3 separate regions of the Mus musculus genome follow, and regions 1 and 2 are each linked to region 3. Evidence: chromatin loops called from intact Hi-C (ENCODE). Cell type or tissue: left cerebral cortex. All regions are shown on one strand. Links, peaks and the distances in the headings refer to the core of each region. The heading gives the core; the rest is flanking DNA.

What was found. Hi-C counts contacts between places; a loop is a spot of excess contacts. Peaks named below come from ENCODE experiments on the same cell type or tissue, not always from the same donor. Only the 100,000 strongest peaks of a DNase experiment are listed, where the experiment ranks them.
Region 1: a loop joins it to region 3, with 2.5 times the contacts of the local background. A loop is called at or near these places in 3 of 42 quality-filtered maps.
Region 2: a loop joins it to region 3, with 7 times the contacts of the local background. A loop is called at or near these places in 13 of 42 quality-filtered maps.

Annotation. Positions count from the first base shown.
Region 1 is chr5:117,182,940-117,190,052 of GRCm38, reverse strand. It overlaps Taok3 (TAO kinase 3), which reads right to left. Exons shown (of 21, transcript NM_001199685.1): 2 at 4,442-4,526. Among named protein-coding and RNA genes, the nearest start is that of Taok3, 66 kb to the right of the region's middle. In left cerebral cortex, for the core only: CTCF peaks have their summits at 4,160 (motif pointing right) and 5,031 (motif pointing left); DNase peaks (open chromatin) are centred at 2,042 and 2,239.
Region 2 is chr5:117,407,205-117,414,317 of GRCm38, reverse strand. It overlaps Gm52829 (a long non-coding RNA gene), which reads right to left and starts at 4,392. Exons shown (of 3, transcript XR_003955989.1): 1 at 4,364-4,392; 2 at 3,131-3,201; 3 at 1,131-1,276. It overlaps Ksr2 (kinase suppressor of ras 2), which reads right to left and starts at 316. Exons shown (of 20, transcript NM_001312914.1): 1 at 1-316. In left cerebral cortex, for the core only: a CTCF peak has its summit at 5,899; a DNase peak (open chromatin) is centred at 5,889.
Region 3 is chr5:117,117,458-117,124,570 of GRCm38, reverse strand. Taok3 (TAO kinase 3) reads right to left here and starts at 4,442. Exons shown (of 21, transcript NM_001199685.1): 1 at 4,232-4,442. In left cerebral cortex, for the core only: a CTCF peak has its summit at 4,402; DNase peaks (open chromatin) are centred at 3,831, 4,571 and 5,444; H3K4me3 peaks cover 2,389 bases; H3K27ac peaks cover 640 bases.

The DNA of each region.
Region 1 (7,113 bases), core at 1,252-6,251, 66 kb before region 3:
GGTCCACCCAGGATAGGCGAAGGGCGGTACGGACAGACACTGGTGGGCCCTGTGATAGCGAGTGAGAACCCTAAGAGTATGAGGTGACTCTGGTGGCTAAGAGTTCACCGAGCACAGCTGGAATAGAAGGGAACAGTCCAGAGGTGGTGGGGACCCACGGTGCCCCACCCCTCAAGTCTGTACTGTGTACTGGCAATGAGGAAGCCATGTTAGCCCAGGACAGGGCCACCCAAAAGGACTCACTCTGTAGCCCAAGCTGGCCTTGAACTCGAGACAGTGCAAGGACAGTAAACATGTGACTGCAGCCCTCGGGTTTAAAGTCAGAGAGATTAAGGGGCACGAAGAGCATCGATAGACAAGCCGTAAGAGATGCAAACTCGGCCTGTGTCAGGAAAGGACAATACAATGTCTGGGGAAAAAAACATGGTGCATGGGATGGGATGTGGAAAAAAACTTAGTGAGTGTGTTTGAATGAATATATGAAACTCACATAAAACATAGAAAAAGATGAACAGAAGGAAGGAAGGAAGGAAGGAAGCAAGCAAGCAAGCAGGCAAGCAAGCAAACACAGTTGAGAATCACTCAGCCAGGGAAACCTCCAAGCAGCCTGTATATGACTAGCAGGCATCTGTAAAGGTGAGAAAGGATATCGTAAGACAGATCCAGAGAGGTGGCTCAGTGGTTAAGAGCGTTGGATGCTCTTCAGAGGATCTGGGTTCGATCCCCAGTACCTACATGCCTGTTCACACCTAACTCCAGTTCCAGGGGATCTTCAGGCATGCACAGAGTGCATACACATACATGCAGGCAAAACACTCATACACATAAAATAAAAAAGTAGTAGAAAAATAAAATAAAATATTAAATATTTCCTTGAAGAAATAGTGTGGGGAGCATTTGCAAATCTGGTGAGAATCAGAAACCCTGCGATTTGCGGGTGTCTATAAAAAGTAAGAAACAAGACACATGAAAGAAATTACAGCAAGCATATTACAAAAAAGGTGTCCAAAACGTGTGGTAAGGTGCTGGAGAAACGACTTGGGTTAAGAGCACTGGTTGTACTTCCAGAGGATCAGGGTTCAATTCCTTACAACCACGAGTAACTCCAGTTCTAGGGAAGCCAACAACCTCTTTTGGCCTCCATGGGAACCCTAGGCACTGGGCACTCATACAGTATACAGTCATACTTGCTGGGCAACCCCCATTTTCATATAGAAATAAATATTAAATACAAATTGATAAAGTCATAAAAGTAGAGTGATGGCTAATCTCAACTGTCAATGTGATAGGTTCCAGATCTCCTGGGAGACGGGTGTGGGTGGGGCTTGAGGCATTTCTGGAGGGATTATCTTGACTAGATTAATGGAGGTGTGAGGACCGCCCATTGTGGGCAGAACCATTCCCTAGGCTGGGATCTTGGGCTAGAAGTGAGCTAAGCATGAGCATCCATCCATCCCTGCTCTTGACTTCCCTGCCCCCTACACCTTGCAGCCTTGAACGGTGAGCCAGAATGCACTGTCTCTCCCTGGAGTTGCCTTTTGTCAAGATATTTTTATCACAGCAACAGAGGATGGAGACAAACAGTCCAGGGATAATGGAGACATTCTTTGTAAAGAAGCAGGAAAAGGGAGGCAGCAGACTTAGCAGACTCCTGGCCATAAATATTATAATGGAGAAGACAATAGAACACCTTTCTTAAAGTGCCCAAAGAAAAAAAGCCAAACTCAAAATTCTATAGCCAATGAAAATACCTTTGAAGAGTGAAGGCAGAATAAAGGCTTCAGGATGCAGGTGAAGCTGAAGGAATGCAGGGCTTCGCTGTTCACACTGAGGGGGTGCTGAGGGGAGTCCTTCAGACGGGAGGGGAGCCGCGCTAGAGAGGCGCGGGGCGTGTGCAAAGGATTGATGGGAATGCAAGTGGGAGCTGGATGGTGAGATGCGAGGTTCCCACTGTGATTGACGGACAGTTGATCACTTATGCCAACCTCACAATGAATTCAGTGTGAGCTGTGGAGAGTGTGACAGCTCCAAGTCTGGAGGAAGAGAGCCTGAAGCCAACTGTTATAAAGAGGCCATGCCAGTAGCATCATTTCAGCACGGGCCACATGTATGCACAAATCATACATAAACACTAAACACGCATGCACACATGTATATACATGCTTCAAATAGGGAGACATAGATGAGCTGAGAGAGTCGAGGGACACAGAAGGACGTGGAAGAAGCTCAGGCCGTCCCTATGGTGGTGGCTATGGATCTGGAGGTGGAAGTGGTGGATATGGTAGCAGAAGGTTTTTAAATAAAACAGAAATGACTACAGTTCTTAGCAGGAGAGAGAGCGAGGAGTTGTCAGGAAAGCTGCAGGTTACTTTGAGACAGTCGTCCCAAATGCATTAGAGGAACTGTAAAAAAATCTGCCACAGAAGGAACGATGATCCATAGTCAGAAAAGTCACTGCAGCTTAAACAGGAAACCCTTCTTGTTCAGGACTGTCATAGCCACAGTTTGCAAAAAGTGCAGCTATTGATTAATGCAATGTAGTGTCAATTAGATGTACATTCCTAAGGTCTTTTAGCTGTTGTAGCTTTTTCTTTTTCTTTTTCTTTTTCTTTTTCTTTTTCTTTTCATTACATCAGGTATATTGCCCTGTAAATTGTGGTAGTGGTACCAGGAATAAAAAATTAAGGAATTTTTAACTTTTCAAAAAAAAAAAAAGAAGAAATATAAGATTTTCCCCACAAATAAACATGGCGCTTCACCAGCAACTCCAGTCTATGTACGAGGAAGAAACACACCCATCCAGACTACACGACCGTCCCAGAAAAGAGTAAAAAGGTTCTCATTCAAAACAGAAATGAAGGCTGCACTGCCCTCAGGCCAGAAACAAACGTGTGGTCCACAGAAAGTAGACTCTACATTAGACTTCATCCAAATTAGACACATCTGTGGTTACAGCATGGAGGAGCAACACCACATGAAAACCTGCACAAAACATACCTCACTTGTACACAAAAGTATAAAGACCTCTCACAACCCACTAGCAATTCGATTTTTATTTTTTATTTTGTTTTATGTGTAGGGGTGCTCTGCTCATATGTATGTCTGCACACCATGTTTACGCCTGGTGCCTGAAGAGGCCAGAAGAGGGCGATGGCTCTCGGGAGCTGGAGTTACAGGTGATCGTAAGCCAGCATGTGGCTGCTGGGAACTGAACCCAAGGCTTCTGCAAGAGCGGCCAGTGCTCTTTTATTCTTTTTTTTCTATTTAAAGATTTATTTATGTATGTGAGTACACTGTAGCTGTCTTCAGACACACCAGAAGAGGGCATCGGTTCTCATTACAGATGGTTGTGAGCCACCATGTGATTGCAGGGAATTGAACTCAGGACCTCTTCCAGAGCAGTTGGTGCTCTTAACCACTGAGCCATCTCTCCAGCCCTGTGGCCAGGGTTAACTTTTAAAATATCTCTCAATCCCCTACAATTCATTAAAAAAAATGTGTGAAAGATGAGTGAGCGCCTCTTACCAAGGAAGATGTCTAAGGGGCCAATGAGAGATGCTTAGCAGTAACTCCCCAGACACACAAACCTAACCGTGAGATACTGCCTCACACTCACTGAAATGGTTACCACGGATAACCTCATCAGACCAGGCATGATGAGGATGGAGCAACTGGGCCCTAGAGACGGTGAAGTGTGTGTGTGTGTTTATATGCATACATGTTCATATGGGCGAGCATGTGCTTGGCCATGTACGCACATGTAGAAGCAGGAGGTGAAGCAGAGGTCTTTTCCTCCACTGTTTCTCCATCTTACTTTTTGAGACACGGTCTCATACTGAGTCCAGACCTCATCAGTTGGGCGAGGGTGGCTGGTTAGTGAGCCCCCTCCCCCCAGGGTGTCTCCACAGTGCTGGGATGACAGGTACGTGCCATCACCCCTGGCTATTTTATGTGGTTCTGGGGGGGGGGGGTAAATCAAAGTGAGGACTTCATGTTTGTAATGCAAGGAATATGTCACCTGAGCCATCTCCTTAGACCTAAAAAAAAAACCCCACACTTTCAATAATATAACATTTTAAAAACACTTATTTCATTTTGTAAATTATGTGTATGCAGCAGCAGCTAGGTGTTGGGTTTGTTCATGTGGGCGCAGTGCCGGTGGAGGCCTGAAGAGGGCGCCAAGCCTCCTGGAGCTGGAGTCACAGGTAGGTTGGGAGCTGTCTTATGTGGGTGCTGGGAACCGAAGCCAGGTCTTCTGCAAGAAGAGTGCATGTTCTTAATTCCCAATCATCGCTCCATCCGTATATGCCCTACCTTCTTACTCATGTGTTTATATACCTGTCAGATTCTTACGAACACAGTAAAATCTCACCACAGAAAGCCCAGAAAACACAACTTACTCCTATATTATAGGAGGCAGCTGCGTCAGGGAGCACAGTACCTTTTGATGTATGGCACAGCCCCCACTGAGTGGCTCTGGAACATTGTAGCAGCAGTCTCTCCTCACTTCTGCACTTAGGATGTGTCTGTGGACAGAGGGGAGGATACATAACTATGGGAGAACAGAGCTGAACTTGAGAGCCGACAGTTGTGGTCCCAGGGACTCTGGGGGTGGGGGTGGGGGACTGGGAATGGCTGGAGCCCAGGAGTCCGAGGCCTGTCTGCGCAACCTAATGAGACTTTGATATCTTGATAAAATCAAACCAACAACTAATGATGGAGTAGACATAAATATTCAGAAAAATAATATAAAGCATTTATTGCCAAGCATGAAAGGTAAATATAAAAGATCCAACTTTCATCACAGGCTTCTGGGATTCCCATGAGATGACCACCTCAGTAGACTCAGGATCTACATGGAGGAGCCACAGATCTGTAGATACGTCATATAACTCAAAATGACCCACCGGCTGCTGAAAGACATGGCTAGGTGGTTAAGAGTGTCAGGCCCTTCCAGAGGGCTCCTGGATGGTTCCCAGCACCCATGTGTAGCGCAAAACTGTCTCTTACTCCACTTCCAGTGGATACAGCGCCCTCTTCTGGCCTCCATGGGCACTGCACACACATGATACACAGACATGCATGCAGGCAAACACCAGTACACATAAAACAAGAAGAAATAAGTCTCAAAGAAAGAAAAAGAAAAACCATAACAATAAATAAATACATAAGTAAATAAGCCATAGAAGAGAAGAACAAGAAACCCTACGCACGGTATGTGACACTAACCTGGCAGCACATGATAATCAATGTTGTCGACTCCCAGTGACCTCTGTTGTTTCTGGCACAGTCGTGAGATACACTGTTCCAACACCTCCCTTTCCAGACTTGCCTATAGCCATCTCCCACATTTCCATGTTAACTATTAATTTTATATTGTTAAAGCAATACATGACTAATGTGAGACGAATGTGGACACAGATTTAGAACCTTTTTTTTTTTTTTTTTAATTTTTATTCCCAACTCAGGGGCTGGAGAGATAGTCACCCTAGTACATGCATTTAAAAAAGAAAAAGAAAAGAAAGCAAAATAAACCTGGATGTGGTGGTAGGTTTTCAGTGCCAACGTTGAGGAGGCTGAGGCAGATCGGATGCCTGTGGGTTGCTGGCCAGCTAGCTGAATTGGTGAGCCCTCAGTCAGTGAGGGACTCAAAACCAAGGTGGTCGGTACTGTGGAATGAGAGCCACAGTTGTTCTGTGGCCTCCACACGCACCCGACCCACCACAAAGCCTTGCACACAGCATGCCGAGTTCCTGTTAACAATTGGCTTTATCCTTTCTCCATGTCCATACTTGCTTCTTCACGCTTGTCCTTTTGACATGTAGCTGACACCTGCATAGAATCTCATCTTCAAACTTGTCTATGCCGTCTCACTGAGCACTGTCCTCACTGACTGCCTAGTGACTGCTCAGGGTCCGACTCAGAGGATGGTCCCTGACACTCACAACCAGCACTCCACCACTGGAGATGGAGGCTTCACAGAGCTCGGTTCTGGGTGTCTGAACTCAAGCCCTCATACTTGTGTGAGAAACGCTCTACCCACTGAGCCATCTCCCAGCCTTGGAGTACGTTTTTGTTTTGTTGACATGAGGTGAGGGGTCTCCCTGTGTAGCCCTAGCTGGCCTGGAACTCCCTATGTAGCCCAGGCTGGCCTCAAACTAGCAGAGATCTGCCTGTCTTTGCATCCTGAGTGCTGAGATCAAAGTTGTGAACCACCACAGAGGGTCCAGTGCCTTGCAGGAATTAAAATAAACAACTAGAAGCAATGTCTCAACTTCCACCTGTTCTCCCCAATCCAAGGATACCTTGTGCCTCTGTTCACAAACCATAGTTTCATGATTCCAGTTATTCCCTGATTCTGTTTTTGTTTTTGTTTTTTGAGACAGGATTTCTCTGTGTAGGGTTTCCTTTGGTGACCTGGAGCTCTCTGTGTAGAACAGGCTGGCTTCAAACTCAGAGATCCTCCTGCCTCTGCCTCCTGAGAGATGCTGGAATTAAAGGCATGGCCCACCACCACCCAGCTCTTTCCTCGGATTCTTTCTGTAGCTTGTTTTAGATTAGCTAGAGCCTACCCGTATTCAGCACCAAATTTCACTTAATCACTAAACCATCAGTAACTCCATGGCTACAATGCCCTCCTGCTAATCTAGTCTGATGACAGAGCCAGGGACTAAGATATTCCTAACAACATTGTGTGAGAGCTAGTGAATAAAACTAATGTGAGTGTGTGTACATGTGTGTGCACATGCATGCATGTGGAGGACAGAGGTTGCTGTCGGGTGTCTCAATCACTTCACACCCATCCACCCACTCATCCATCCATTTATGTCTCTGTCTCTCTCTCTGTCGAGACAGGGTTTCTCACTGACCCTGGGGCTCACAGATGGATCATGGCTGGGTGGCCAATGAGCTCCATGGATTTCCTGTCTTCCTCCCTATTACAATGTGGTTACAGGCGCACACTACCACTCCTGGCCTTTTCTGTAGGTACACACAAGCCCTTTCCTGACTGAGCCATCTACCTAGACCCAGCCTATAATTTTAACTCTTTGCTTCAGATAAACAGATAAACACAGCCTGGAGTGTCCAGCATGCCCACAGAGTAAGGCATAT
Region 2 (7,113 bases), core at 1,410-6,409, 290 kb before region 3:
TATGTATATAAATCTATTTGGCCGGGCTGGCTTTTATGTCAAAAAGGAGCGCGCCTGCCCCCCTCCTGGTCGCGGTGACACGGCATGGTCCGCGGGTCCCCGCGCTCAGCGCGCTCTCGGGATGCTGTGCGCACGGCTGGCGCGGCTGCGGCGCCCACTGCGGCTGGCTGCGGTCTGCTCCCCGCGACAACGCTGCTGCTGCTGCTCCTGCTGCTGCTGTTGCCACTGTCGCCGTTGCTGCTGTTGCCGCCGCCGGGCTCCAGGGGGGACGGCTGCTGAAATCGCTCCTGCCTCGCTCCACACCGACATCTTGCCTGTCAATCACTGGGCGGGGTGGGGAGCGGAGCGGAGCGAGGGATGCAGCGCCGAGAGGCGCCGTGCGCGCAGCCGGTCCCCGGGTCCCCGCACTCTGGGCGCGCCTGGGACCCGCTGGCGGCAGGCGGCGCGTGCACCTGCCCGCCGGGCCACCCTCCAGCCGGGGAGGCGGGGTCCCTTGGGACTGAGGGGCTTGCGTGCGGAGCGCAGCCGCTACGATGCCGTGGGGGTGAAGAGGGGGGCCGGGCTGGTCCCCAAGGTGGCGGGGAGGCCCGGCCCGGGGGCGGGGAGAGGTACTCGGTGGCCTGGGTGGGGGTGGGGGCCACTACGCCAGCCCGGATCTCGCGAGACGAGGCCGGAGCGCGGCTCAGCAGGTGCGCGGGGACCCGGGAGCAGGTGCGCGCCCAGCTCACAGGGTTCTGTGCAGCTCTCCTGGCTTGGCTGGTGGCTTCTTGTGGCTTTGGTGGGCTGGAGGGTGCGGGAAAACAACCTTGATGGCTTTCCCAGAGTTGGGACGAGTGGGAGGAGACAATTAGTTAGGCCTGATCTAGCAAAGGTCCATCTGCAGGGTGATAGGAGGCTTGGCTTTCTTTCTTGTCCCCCAAAGGACTCCTGCTACCCACCTTTGGCAGCCACCTAGGGTACCGGAGTAGAGTGCCCAGTACATTTTAAAGAAGTTGAGGGCGAGGAAGGATACTTTGTGACAAGAAAGGGGAATCCTGTAAGAAATTCAAATTTCACTTTGCAGCTAATAAAGTTATACCGAGCGCCTCTGTTACAGATACGCTTTTTATTAATTAATGGGCGACGGGCGGGGGTGGGGTGGGGTGGGGGTGGTTCACGTGCAGCCCAGCGTGCCCGCGAGGTTAGTGCTCAGATGGTGAAGTCAATTCTCTTCTTCTACCCTAGGCTCCAGGAATTGAACTTAGCTGTCCATCCTCACTGAGCCATTTCCACGAACCTATTATAAATTAATAAAAGACGGGGCCTTTCTTCTTAGCTGCATGTGATGACGCATGCTTTTAATTCTAGCACTATGGAGGCAGAGGCAGGTGGATCTCTGGGAGTTCGAGTCCAGCCTCCTGCTGGTTTATCTCTATAGCGAGTTCCAGGCTAGCCAGAGCTACATACGGTGAGCCCCACCTCAAAATTTAATTAATTAATTAATTAAATGAATGAATGAATAAAATAGTTATATTGTAGTAAGGTAGAAAAGAACTGAGATGACTTACCACCACCACCACCACCACCACCCAGAGAACTTTATAGAGAGAATAGCATCCATCGGGAAACACATGGGTAGCTGCAGAGGCTGCAATCTGCAATCTATCAACTATCACCCACTTGCAAATGGTGCCTGGCTACTTTTGGCCTGTTGAAAAGCCAATAGTTGTAGCAGAGATGGCATGGCTCGTGGCAGCTAAAATATTTACCATCTGGCTCATTCCAGGGAGCTATGCCAACTCCTGATTAAATCTATTCTCTATATGAACTTTGCCCAGACCGCACATCATCCTAATTCTCTCTGACTTTTTTTTTTTTCTTGACATTCAGGGTGAAGTCAAATACCATCTCATGGAGACCTCCCATGGATGACTGACAGATTGACATCCCTAACAAACTGTCTACAGGCTGTGTTTACAATAATGAGTAGCCTGGCATGGCATGTACCTGAAGTCCTAGCCGATTGGGAGGCTGAGGCAGGAGGATTGCTTGAGCAGAGAAATTTGAGGTCACAGTCTGGCAACATAGTAAAAATCCCTCATGGGAGAGAGAGGGAGGGAGAGAAGACACTTTGATCCCAGCACAGGAGGCAGAGGCAGTCAGATCTCTGAGTTCAAGCCCAGCCTGGTCTACAGTTTCAAGATAGCCAGAGCTACACAAAGAAACCCCTGTCTCAAAAGCCAGAGGGGGAGAAGGAAAGAAAAACAAAGCAAGGGAGAGAATGAGTGAGAGAAAGAGAATACCCCATCTTTGGCACTCCAATGGGCTAAGAGCAGTGTGAGACCCAGAATTCACATAGTGTTAAATCAGTGCATTCCCCATTTCTGTTGGCCTGTGTGTGACAGAGCACTTTACCTAGCATGCGCCAGCCCTGGGACCCACCTCCCACCCCACCCTGCACCTCACACACAAAACATACTCTATCCAGAATGAGGTCAGGCAACCAATTTTAAGCACCATGAAGTCTTCACAGTCCAGTTTGACTCCAATTGGTTCCAGTTAGTTCCGATTGAACATTGGTAGTCTCTGACTCCAGCACCTGTCCACCAGTAAGGCTCTTTCTAGCTGCTAATTTTCCCTCTGTTTTCAGTGATCTAGTCCTACCTCTTAGTGAGCCTTGCTGAATTTTTGTTGCGTGCCAAACGTTGTGTGAGGCGCATATAGACTCTCAAAATGACACTGTCTGGCTCTGAAGAGCAACGGGGCCTGATCACAGCTCCATTCCTTGGCAGAGCCAAGTGAAGGGTGACTTTCAGTTTCAATGCAACACCTTCTCCTTGCACACAAAGTCCTTCCCTCCCCCACCCCCATCTCTATTCCCTAACTCCCAAAGCATGGCAAACTTTTAAAAACTTTCTTGTTCTTCTGGAACTTTCTACATGGCTTCTTATCCTCTGGCTCTGTGGTGCATTCAAATCTGCCAGTTATCCCAAGCTAGAAAATGCTGGTCTCAGATTCGTTTTCTGTCCTTCCCTCGGCAATCAGCCTCCCCAGAGCCCCTTGTTTTGTCCCCATGGACTGAGGAGATGAACAAAGGCTCTTCTGGTGTCTCCGCCCTACCCCACCCTTCATCGCACCCATATCAGCTCACCCCCTCGTAATTCTTCTGTCTTCAGAATCCTGAAATGTGACCACTCCGGTTCCCGTGTCTTCCACTGATCTCTAAGAGAGTTTAGCAGTAGTCAGTACTGATGGGGAGGGGTAGGTTTGATACTGTTCCAAAATGGCTTCTCTGGTTGTCATCACCAATGCTTCTGCTGAAGTTTAGATGGTGAAAATGACCGGGACTCATCAGTTTGCAGGGTAACAGCGAGTGCATCTTTGTCCTACTTGGAAACAGTCCACATTGTGGGTAGTACCTTTCTATAGGAGAAATATTATTTTTTTATATAATTGACTTTTACGTTTTTATTACTCTGTATTACATGTATGTATTGTGTGTGCGCACACAATGGGCTGCACATATGGGCTGTGTGTGTGTGTGTGTGTGTGTGTGTGTGTGTGTGTGTGTGTGTGTAAGACAGAGTTGACATCTTTCAGGAATCAAACCTCTCCTTCTATCATGTGGGTCCCTGGGATCGAACTCAGGTCCTCAGGCTTGGCAGCGAGCACCTTTACCCATAGGACAGGCCCTAAAGTACTCTTTCAGAACCTTTCTAGCAATCACATACAATGTGAGCTGACTCTGCCATTAGTCACGGCACATGAGGCTTTTAATGTAAAGTAGACAGCGGAGAAGAATCTGACCGCAGCAGGGCAGATGGCACACCTGCTTTCAGCCCCCACCCCCACCCCATTCCTACATGCATTGGGATGCCCATGCTGAGGGGTTTGGTGTCAAATTCACAGGTGTCCCTTATAGTTGCTTCGGGGCTCATCCCTGACCCCACAGCCCAAGGTGTCATCCTGAACTCTTTCTAATCATGCCTTGGTCTGCTCAAGCAGTTCTAACAACCAGAAGGAAGGGGGTAGATGCACTAAAGATCTCCATCTCCCTCCTTCCTCCTTCCCCTTCCTCCCTCTCTCTCCCTCCCTCTCCTTCCCCTTCCTCCCTCTACCTCCCTTTCCCTCTCTCTCCTTCCCCTTCTTCCTCTCCTTCCCTTCCTTACTCCCTCACCCTCCTCTTTCCCTCTCTCCCTCTCTCTCTCCCTCCCTGTCTCTCTGCTTCTCTCCCTCTATGCCTCTCTCCCTTACTCCCTCTGCTCCCTCCCTCTCCCTCTCTCTCCCTCCCTCCCTTTCTCCCTTTATCTCTCTCCCTCTCTGCCTCTCTCCCTCCTTCTCTCCTCCCTTTTCTGCCTCTCTCCCTCCCCAGTGTCTCCATTACCTTGAACTTGCTATATAGCAGATGATAACTTGGAACTTAGGACTCTGCTCCCTCTACCCTCCCAGTGCTGAGGTGTAACTCCCAGATGGTTCAGGAGTTTGCAGTGAGCTCCAGGGGAGGGTGGATCTCTCCTTCCCTGCCTGCTCCCCACCACCTGCAGGACCATCCTCACAGAGAACTGACAGGCCCAGAATGTCAGCTGCCTCGCTGAGTCTAACTACTGATCCAAAGGTACACAGGGAATCTTTAGGGACCTAGAGATCTGGGCACCCTATCAGGGACAGTGATGACCTCCCACACCTGTTTCCATTCTTGGAAGCACCCGACAGCTCCCAGAACCCCTTGCTGTCCTCTTGGCTGAGCCTTTTCAGGATGGCTCAAGACCAAGCATGCTTTGAGAGCGTCACCCGGCCCCTGGGGAACAGGATAGGCCTGTCAGAGAAACTTCTAGATAAGATCTTGACCTTATCGAGTGTAGGCTGGAGGTTGATAGTTACAGATGGTCAAGGGACAAGTCTGGCCACCTCTTCCCAGAGGAGGAATTACACCCTCTCCCATCACCTTTGAGCCGAAACTCCAGGACACCAGAAAAGAGACACTCTGTACCCTGCTTGACTGGCAGTGCGCTGCCCTTGAGGTTTCCCAAATCGCCTTGGGCTCACCGATTGGAGAATGATAGATCAGGGGGCAAAGAGGCCATCTGCCTGGAGATGCACACAACCAACACTGACTTCTTAAAGATGCTGTGCAGCCAAGAGTGACCTTGAACTGCTGATTCTCCTGCCTCTACTTCCCAAGGACTAGGATGGCAGGCATGTGTCACCATGGGTCATTTATGCGGTGCTGGGGATGGAGCCCAGACCTCTGTGAACACTAAGCAAACACTTCTGACTGAGCCGAATCTCCAGCCTCTCTTGACTTCCTATATGCCTTCCTTGTCTTCCCAGGCTGTCTCTTTTCATCTCTCTTTTTTCTTCGTCTTCCTACCAATTTTTTGAGATAGAAGAGAAGCTAGGAGCAGCAGTCTTGTAGATACCAGATATCTCCCAGCTGCACGGGATTGTGATTCTGTTCTAACTCACTGAACCAACAAATATAAATGACTTTAAAAATAGCTTTGATAAGTGCCAACAAAATGTTCCTCTCTTTAATATTGTAGGTTTCTCTGACATCGAGGAAAACTATTTTTCTGGCATTCTCCTTTTGGAACCTTTTGTTTCTGAGTCTTCATTTCTCCTACATGTGGATCACTCTATCCATGTCAGGATCATCTGGACTTGTGGGAATGGGCCATTTGACCCAGTGATTTATGCTGGTTTTCCAAGTTAAAGACTCTGCGGTATGCCGTGAGTTTCCAGTTACAGCTCTCGGACAGAAGAGCCACCCTCCAAACCCCCAAAGACACACAGTGTTTAGACTTCACTGAAAGTTACTATCAAGCCATATCAGCAACACAAGCCCCCCCCCCCACCTTCCTGTCCATTTGCATTATGTGCATGCAGTGCTCACAGACACAACAAGAGGGCGCTAGATTCCATAAAATGGATGAGAAAGAGTTGTGAGCTGCCAGGTGGGTGCTGGACATTGAACCTTGATTCTTTGAAAAGCAGCCAGTGCTCTTCTTAACTGCTGGGCCATATCTCTGCCGGGGCCCAAAGGTTTTGTTTTTTAATTTATTCATTCCTTGATAATTTTAGACATGCATGTATTTGATCACCATCACCCATCCATGAATGTCTTTTATCTTAATTTCCCTCTCACTAAACCCTTTCTTCTCTCAATAGTTTTTCCTTCTACTCCCATATCTTTTGATGTGTAACCTACACCATTTGATTAGGGCTGTTTGCTTGAGCATGGTGGTTGAGGTATATACTGGAGCAAACACAACTTACCAGTTGCTACATTGTTTTATAAAATATCCTTCTTCCCTAGTAACATATGTCAATAGCCTCTGGGGTGGGGAGGTGGGATGGGGTCCAGTCTTTTATGTTTTGTTTTTTAGAGACAGAGTTTCTCTGTGTAGCCCTGGCTGTCCTGGAACTCACTCTGTAGACCAGGCTGGCCTCAAACTCAGAAATCCACCTGCCTCTACTGGCTAGTTTTGTGTCAACTTGACACTGCTGGGGTTATCACAGAGAAAGGAACTTCAGTTGGGGAAATACCTCCATGAGATCCAGCTGTGGAGTATTTTCTCAATTAGTGATCAAACGGGAAAGGCCCCTTGTGGGTGGGACCATCCCTGGGCTGGCAGTCTTGGGTTCTATAAGAGAGCAGGCTGAGCAAGCCAGTAAAGAACATCCCTCCATGGCCTCTTCATCAGCTCCTGCTTTCTGACCTGTTTGAGTTCCAGTCCTGACTTTCTTTGGTGATGAACAGCATCATCAAAGAGTAAGAGTAAGCTGAATAAACCCTTTCCACCCCAAGTGCTTCTTGGTCATGATGTTTGTGCAAGAATAGAAACCCTGACTAAGACAGGTAGCATTACTCTCTATAAAACATCAAGATTTAGCCAGACAGTGGTGGTGCATGCCTTTAATCCCAGCACTTGGGAGGCAGAGGCAGGCGGAATTTTGAGTTCAAGGCCAGCCTGGTCTACAGAGTGAGTTCCAGGACAGCCAGGGCTACACAAAAAAAAACCCTGTCTGGAAAAACCAAAACAAAAAATAAAAAAACAAAAGACAAAAAAACAAAAACAAAAAAACCCAAACCTTCAAGACTTAGAAGTTGGTTTTGTGGCATGTTCATTTAGC
Region 3 (7,113 bases), core at 1,408-6,407:
GTATGACAGGTATTTTCTCCCTGAAGGGAGAACATATTGAAAAAATGTTTTCATAGGCATTCCAAAAACATGTTAAGACAGGACCTTTCCTCTGTGTGTGTGTGTGTGTATGTGTGTTTGTGTGTGTGTGTGTATCTGTCTATGTATGTGCGTGCCTCTGTGTATGTGCATATGTGTCTCTGTGTGCCTGTATATCTGTCTCTCTGTGTGTTTGTCTATATGTGTCCGTGTCTTAGGGTTTTACTGCTGTGAACAGACACCATGACCAAGGCAACTCTTTATAAGAACAACATTTAATTGGGGCTGGCTTACAGGGTCAGAGGTTCAGTCCATTATCATCAAGGGAGGAGCATGGCAGCATCCAGGCAGGCATGGAGCTGAAGGTGCGGAGAGTGCTACATCTTGTTCTAAAGGCCACTAGAAGAAGACTGGCTTCCAGGTAGCTAGGATAAGGGTCTTATAGCTCACACCTACAATGACACTGCTACTCCAAAAAGGCCACACCTACTCTATCAGGGCCACACCCACTCCAACAAGGCCACACCCACTCCAACAAGGCCACACCTCCTAATAGTGCCGTTCCCTGGGCTGAGCATATACAAACCATACCAGTCTGTGTGTGCGTGTGTGTATCTGTCTATTTGGGAGGGAGGGAAGAAATTTAAACTGGGAGAACATTCTGAAGGGGAAATGCATCTGTATGTCACACATGCGTGCAGGTAAGACTTGGTGATCGTCTCCCGTCAGCTCTCCAGCCCTTGCTCCACTCCTACACCCCGATCTATAGAAGACCCATGCGGTTATGAATGCTGGCAAGCAATGAAGATGCTTGCTCAGGTTGGCTTGCCTGTTAAGCCACACTAGATGGCCAGGCAGCCTCCGAGAGTACAATGGATCGACTGTACGGGACCGAAGCAGTAAGGAAAGTGTAAAATGGGTTATTAGGTTTCCTGGGCTCCAGCTAGCCCGAGACTAAGGTGAAGAACACGCCAGTGCTCATCTGAATCTCTTGTCGATAGAGTTTTTCAACAGGAAACAAAGCCTTCTAAATGAATAAACATCAAGATCTCATACACATCCCTCCCCTCTCACGTGCCCCCCACCCCGGGAAGAACGCTAAGGACTCCTCTTATCACTAAGAATTTTACTCCCTTCATCTATCTCCATCATCCCTGAATCAACACTGCCATAGCACAAAGTGGCTGTCTTGGCTGCCTAAGCGATGACTCAGGAGAGGAGCAGGGCACTTCCTTTTCATACAAGGAAATACATTTATTGTTTTGTCTTTAGATATGACCGTTCGCACCAGTCAGAAGTGAGCTTGCTAGATAGGAGAAAATATTTTCATGGTCAGACACTTCTAGAACTTCCTGGAAAGGCTGGGGCTGGGCTTTCCCACTCAGAGAACCTCATGCCCCTCATGCCTTACCCCCAGGATGAATAGACACAGGAGTTAACTGGCTTAATCCTTTACCCCCACCCCTCCCGTCACCCCCATCCTCCACCCCACCCTCCATTCCACCTCACCTAACTTTACTTCTTCCTTGAATTCTGGAAAAAAACAAACAAACAAACAAACAAACCCAAAAACCTGTGCTTGCTGAGGCTGGTCCTGTTCTTAGTATCACTTGAGTTTCACAGGGGCGGATCTCTAGCAGGTGGATTCTGAGTGGGTGGGATTCCTAGCGGGTGGGATCCTAGTGGTAGGATTTCCAGCATCACACCTGGCCCTGTACTGCATCAGAGCTGCCTTAAGGCAGAGCCCGTTAACCGAGCAAACCTTTCATTTACTATTGCCCCTGCTGAAAACCATTTCAGAGTCATTGATCTTAGACAGAAATGACATCGAGGCTGGCAGTGTGGCTCAGTGGGAAGGTCATTTGCCTGGCACTAGCCTGGCTTTGATGCTCTCTTCTGCACCTAAACAAATCAACAGCAGATCTGGGCAAGACTCTTCTTTTGCTGTTGTTCTGGGGACCAAGCCCAGCTAGGGCTTTGGGCTTGCTAGCCCAACCCTCTATTGTGTCTACTAGGAATAATACAGTATAGTTTTGGCACAGCTGTCTAGTGCTAAACACAAGCAAAACATTTCTTCAGTTTTTTGAGACAGAGTCTCAGAGCCCAGGCTGGCTTGGTACCATTGTAGCCCAGGCTAGCATCTAACTCAAAATTATCCTGTCTCAGCATCCTGAGTCCTGCTATCATGCCCAGTTTAAGCGTTTCAAATGCCACACACTCTAAAGGTGACACAGAAGGGTCATCAAAGCAACAGAAATGGAATATTAGTTACATCCTCCATTATTTCCCTAAAATCATCATTTCTTAAGTTTCTAAAATGAATCAAACAGCGATGGAACAGAGGGGAAACGACATTAGAGATAGAGAAAAGGATTTTAAAAATTGGAAATACAAGCCATATATAAAAATGTCACAATGAAAGCTGATTGTTTTGTAAATGCCACTCTCTCCCCAAAATAACTGAAAAAAAAAAACCGTCATGATTCCTTAAAATCTTCAAGTATAAAGTTGATGATCAAACAAGTGTATTGGGGGAGCACCCAGAGGGGGTTGGGGCCATGTCAGTATATGCTGGCACTGGGGTCAAGGTCTTTTCACTTGCATCAGAGTAGAAGGCTAGCCTGCCCCTGCCCCCTTCTTTTGCCTCAGCTCTGTTGGGGCCTTGAGAGAGACCTACAGTGTCTGCTTTGAATACACATGTCTGGCCCTTCAGCTTGCCTAGAAAGCACCATTCATTTACTGGCCCCAGCAACTGTTTTGAAAGATTGAGGGTGACCTTCCAACCGTGTCTAACACATCAAAGTTAAACAGCCCTAACTACAAACCTGCTCTGGTTCTCCTATGTGTGCATTGTAAACACTGATAGAGCCGGGCTGCCAAATGGGAAAAAGTTTCTTAACTCTTTGTGGAGCGGAAATAAAAAGCCTAAACTGAAACAAACAAACAAACACAATCCGGTGCTTTAAGAGCATTAAAATTAACATCCTAATTAATTCAAGGCTCTTCTAAATTATCCCTCCCTCCAACTACTTGGGGGCCGGTGAATGGGGAGCAAACCCCTCTAGTTTTGCCCCAGATGTGTCATCAAGGAACCTCGAGGTCGAACTTTAGGGAAGAGTTGGGAAGCCAGCCTGCTGTTTAGAAGAAAGAGGTGAGACGCTGGTCTAATCTCTACAAATCGTCTAGCTAGCCCTTGGCCAGCCCTTAGGATCTATGTCTTTCACTCCCGGGCCCATCACATGATCCCCCTTCCAGCATCCCGGAACTCAACCCTCAGGGGGAGACCTCGGGTTCTTTGCAGTGGAGCAGCATCGGTGTCGTCCAGGTGTCAGCATTGCTGCTGTGCCCACTCAATGCCACCCGGGCTCAGGCTGCCGGTGTTTTTCCCTAGGTGCCTGGCTGTGAGGCCAGAAAAACCATGTTCACGCTGCGCAAGCTCTTCTCTGGTACTTCACTCACCGGCTCTCCTTGGACTCTCAGTGCTGTCTGTCCCTACTCTGGGTCCCTCAGCCCACACCCTTTTGGGGACCCCTCCCTTCACTCGGCTGCCCTAAGCCTTCCTGAGGTCCTCTTTACACTCATCGCAAGAGCATAGTTTCAGAACTACTGCCCTCGCCTCCCCAAAAGTCTCCTTTGCTTATTTTCCTGTCTCGGTCTCTCTAGGGTCCCCTTCTTTCATCCCGCTGCCTGAGTTCTCTCAAGTCAACCTGCTCAGTCTGCAGTCCCAATCCCTCTGAGTGTCCCTCCCTGGGTCCCGTCTGCTTTTCCCACCGGCCCATCAGGGGCGGATCTCCTCGCTCACTCACTCCGTCGTCGCAAGTCCCTCCGGGGTTCTTTCGCTTATCCCACGGCCAGAGTCCCTCTTCAAGTCGCCTCGTTAATCCCATTGCCCTGTCCTGTCTTGGGGTCCCCTTGCTCTCCCGCGGTATTTCTCGGTCCCCTCCTCATCCTGATGTCCCCATCTCTCTCCGGGTCCCCTCGCTCACACGCAGTCCCTCTCAGAGTTCACTCCTCACCCCTGTCCCCATCCTGGTCCTCTCACTCTTCGCGATCCCTCTCGGGGTCCGCTCCTCACTCTCCGTCCCGGTCCTTCCCAGTCCCCCCCCCCCCTCTCCCCGGCGCACTGGCAGAACCGCTAACAACTCCGCTCCCGGGATGCTCGCGGCCGCTGCGCCGAGGACTCGGGATGTCACTCGGGTGCCCGCGCTCTCACCTCAGCGCTGTCACCCGCGGCCCCGGCGCCGCCGCCTCCTCTCACTCGTGCCCAGAGTCGCTCTCGTGCTGGGTCTTCGCGTGCTGGGTCCCCACGCGCAGCCTCCGCCCGCGAGTCCCCGTCGCGCCCCACTCTCCACGCAGGACCCTAGCTGCCGCCGCTGCTGCTGTCCGAGGTGCGGCTCCGCCAGGGGTGACCAATCGCACCCGACTGCGCAGAGCGCGCCCCGCCCCCACTCGACCCCGCCCTCGACTCCGCCCACAGCCATGCTTTGATAGGTTCTCTACTGACCTTCCCTGATCGCCGCTCTCGGGGTCCAGGCCGTATATAGGCGCTCGATTGACCTTGCCTGGGAAGTCCGAGCGGTCGATGGATCCAGGGGATTGGCGGAGCTGGTGGTGGGCGGGTCCAGGTGGGCGGGGCTTTCCCAAACGCGGAAGCTCTCTTAACTTGGGTTAGCTATGGCCCCTTCGGGCGCGGTCAGCTCTGTTTGTGCTGCGCCAGGGTCAAAGTTCTTGGCTCTCTTTCCCCACGCCTTGTCTTGTCTTGTCGGACCACCGTGGATAAGATCGTGGGGCCAGTCGGATCTTTCTCTGGACCTTTCACAGCTCCTGGCCATCCTTAAGGGATGCTTTCCTCCTGGGGCTTGTAAATTATTTTCCAGCTCTCAGGAAGGGGAATGCGTTTTCTTGCTTTGCGTTCAGTGACCCTACGTTTACTGCTGGAGAGAGGGGGAAAAAATCTGTGGACCCAGCTAAATGCTTACTTACCAGGGTCTGGGCACATTTTAAAATGAGTGCGATGTGAATACCAGTACTCTGTAGGCAGAAGCTGGAAGATCGCCTCAAGTTTGAACCCAGCCTGGGGTATCTAGCTAGATCTTTTCTCAGAAGCTAAGAAAGAAAGAAAGGAAGAAAGAAGAAAGAAAGAAAGAAAGAAAGAAAGAAAGAAAGAAAGAAAGGAAGGAAAAAGAGGAAAGAAAGAAAGAAAGAAAGAAAGGAAGGACGAAAAGAAAAGAGAGGAAAGAAAGAAAGAAAAGTGAAAAAAGAAATACACATTTTGTGAGTTTTGATTACCACAGTTAATGGAGGAGTTGGGGTAGGGGGACCCCGTTGGCTTTGGCAAAATTCCAGCAAGCGTATCTAACTAAATCTTTCAGGGCCACGGGCTTTAATGAACCAAAGGCGGAAGGTTGATTGAGCTTTGACCCCCCAAGTGCAACCTGCAATAACCTGCCTGGCTCCATCCTAAGCCACGCGGAAACATAGTGCCTGCCAGAGGTTAAAGTGCACCAGGACCTGTCTCATGTTTTTTGTGTGGAAATAGCTGTGTTGTTTTCAGTTGATGGTGGAAGCTCAAAGCAGTTTTTCTGCAGGGACACATTTTCACCCTAAGCCTTATCAGACGTGGACACTCAACTCCTGGTCAACGCTCTACTACAAAAAAATATTTAGTTTCTATTTATCTGAGATTGGGTCTCACCTAGGATGGCTTACTGGCCTAGAACTCTCAGTGTGGACAGGTTGGCCTTGGGCTCATAGGGATCTGCCTTCCCCTGCCTCTGGCTGCAATGAAAGGTGGGTCCCAACACGCTGGCCTTTTTTTTTTTTTTTTAAAGTACTGGATATTGATCCTAGAGATTCAAACATGTCAAAAAACTGATCGCTCACTCGCTCTCTCTCTGGTATTTCCCCAGCAAAATTTACATCCTAAACATTGCATATCAAACTTCATCTGGGTAGTCTGACTGAATATACTATTTGGGAGAAGTGGTGGAGAATTTTAAGGGGTGAAACTTGATTTTGAAGGTTTTACAAACAATGATAAAATTTGGTTGAGCTAAAAGTCAGGAGGGATTCTTAAAAAGTTCATTTCCCTCCTCACTAAGTAGCACTTAGTAGGGCTGCTCCTTGGGCCAGCTCTGCAATTTTCATGGAAGATAAGGGACAAATTGTCGTCATCCAACCATTTGTGTCTCTGTAATCCATGTAAAACAGAAACGCATGAAGACTAACACTGGCTGTCTGTAATCAGGGAGACAGAAATAAAAGTTAAACACAAAACAAGATTACACACAGTTTAGTAACAAACCCAACTGTCATTTGTTTCATTGTATCAATGGATTCTGAGTTCAAAAAATGATGCCTGTTAATTTGTTGCTTCTTTAATAGTATTGGGAGCTGCGATCCCACAGTGTGCTGGATTACAAATAGTCTACATGTGTTCCAACAGTTTACACACACACACACACACACACACACACACACACACACACACACACAGAGAGAGAGAGAGAGAGAGAGAGAGAGAGAGAGAGAGAGAGAGAGAGAGAACAAGCACACGCAGGAAGCTGACCTCATCCTCTGGAGAAGAGACAGCTCCGAGAACCTCTGCTGAGGCTGGGCTTGAAGAAGGACTCTTGTCGAGAAGGGGCTTCAGATCCCGAGCTGCTGGAAAAGCCGTCCCAGCTTTGCATTCTGGACATTCTTGCATTTCTGCAGAGAGGAACTCTTTCTTACAAAGAGAGCCAAGATTTAATTAAAACAAGGTAGCAAATAGGAAATGTCAAAAGAAATGCGACCCAGAACGAATGTTCTCATTTTTAGAAGTCTCTCTGGGGGCCCATTTGGAAATGCATTTGATCACAGAGGCTGTGAGAAACAGAATACTGTCCCCGGGTTCCACCCCGCTTTCTGCTGTGTTCCCATCTGCCGGGCCTTAATGCTTGTTCTGTTTTCTGCAGATCTGAGTTAACTGAATAGGGTTCCTCTGGACACATCTTCTCTGTCTCTCCAATTAGGGAGTGAAGCTAGGGTCTCCAGCATGCCGAACAAGTGCCCTACCCAGCCACAGGCATACATGGCCCATCCTTTTTAATTTTG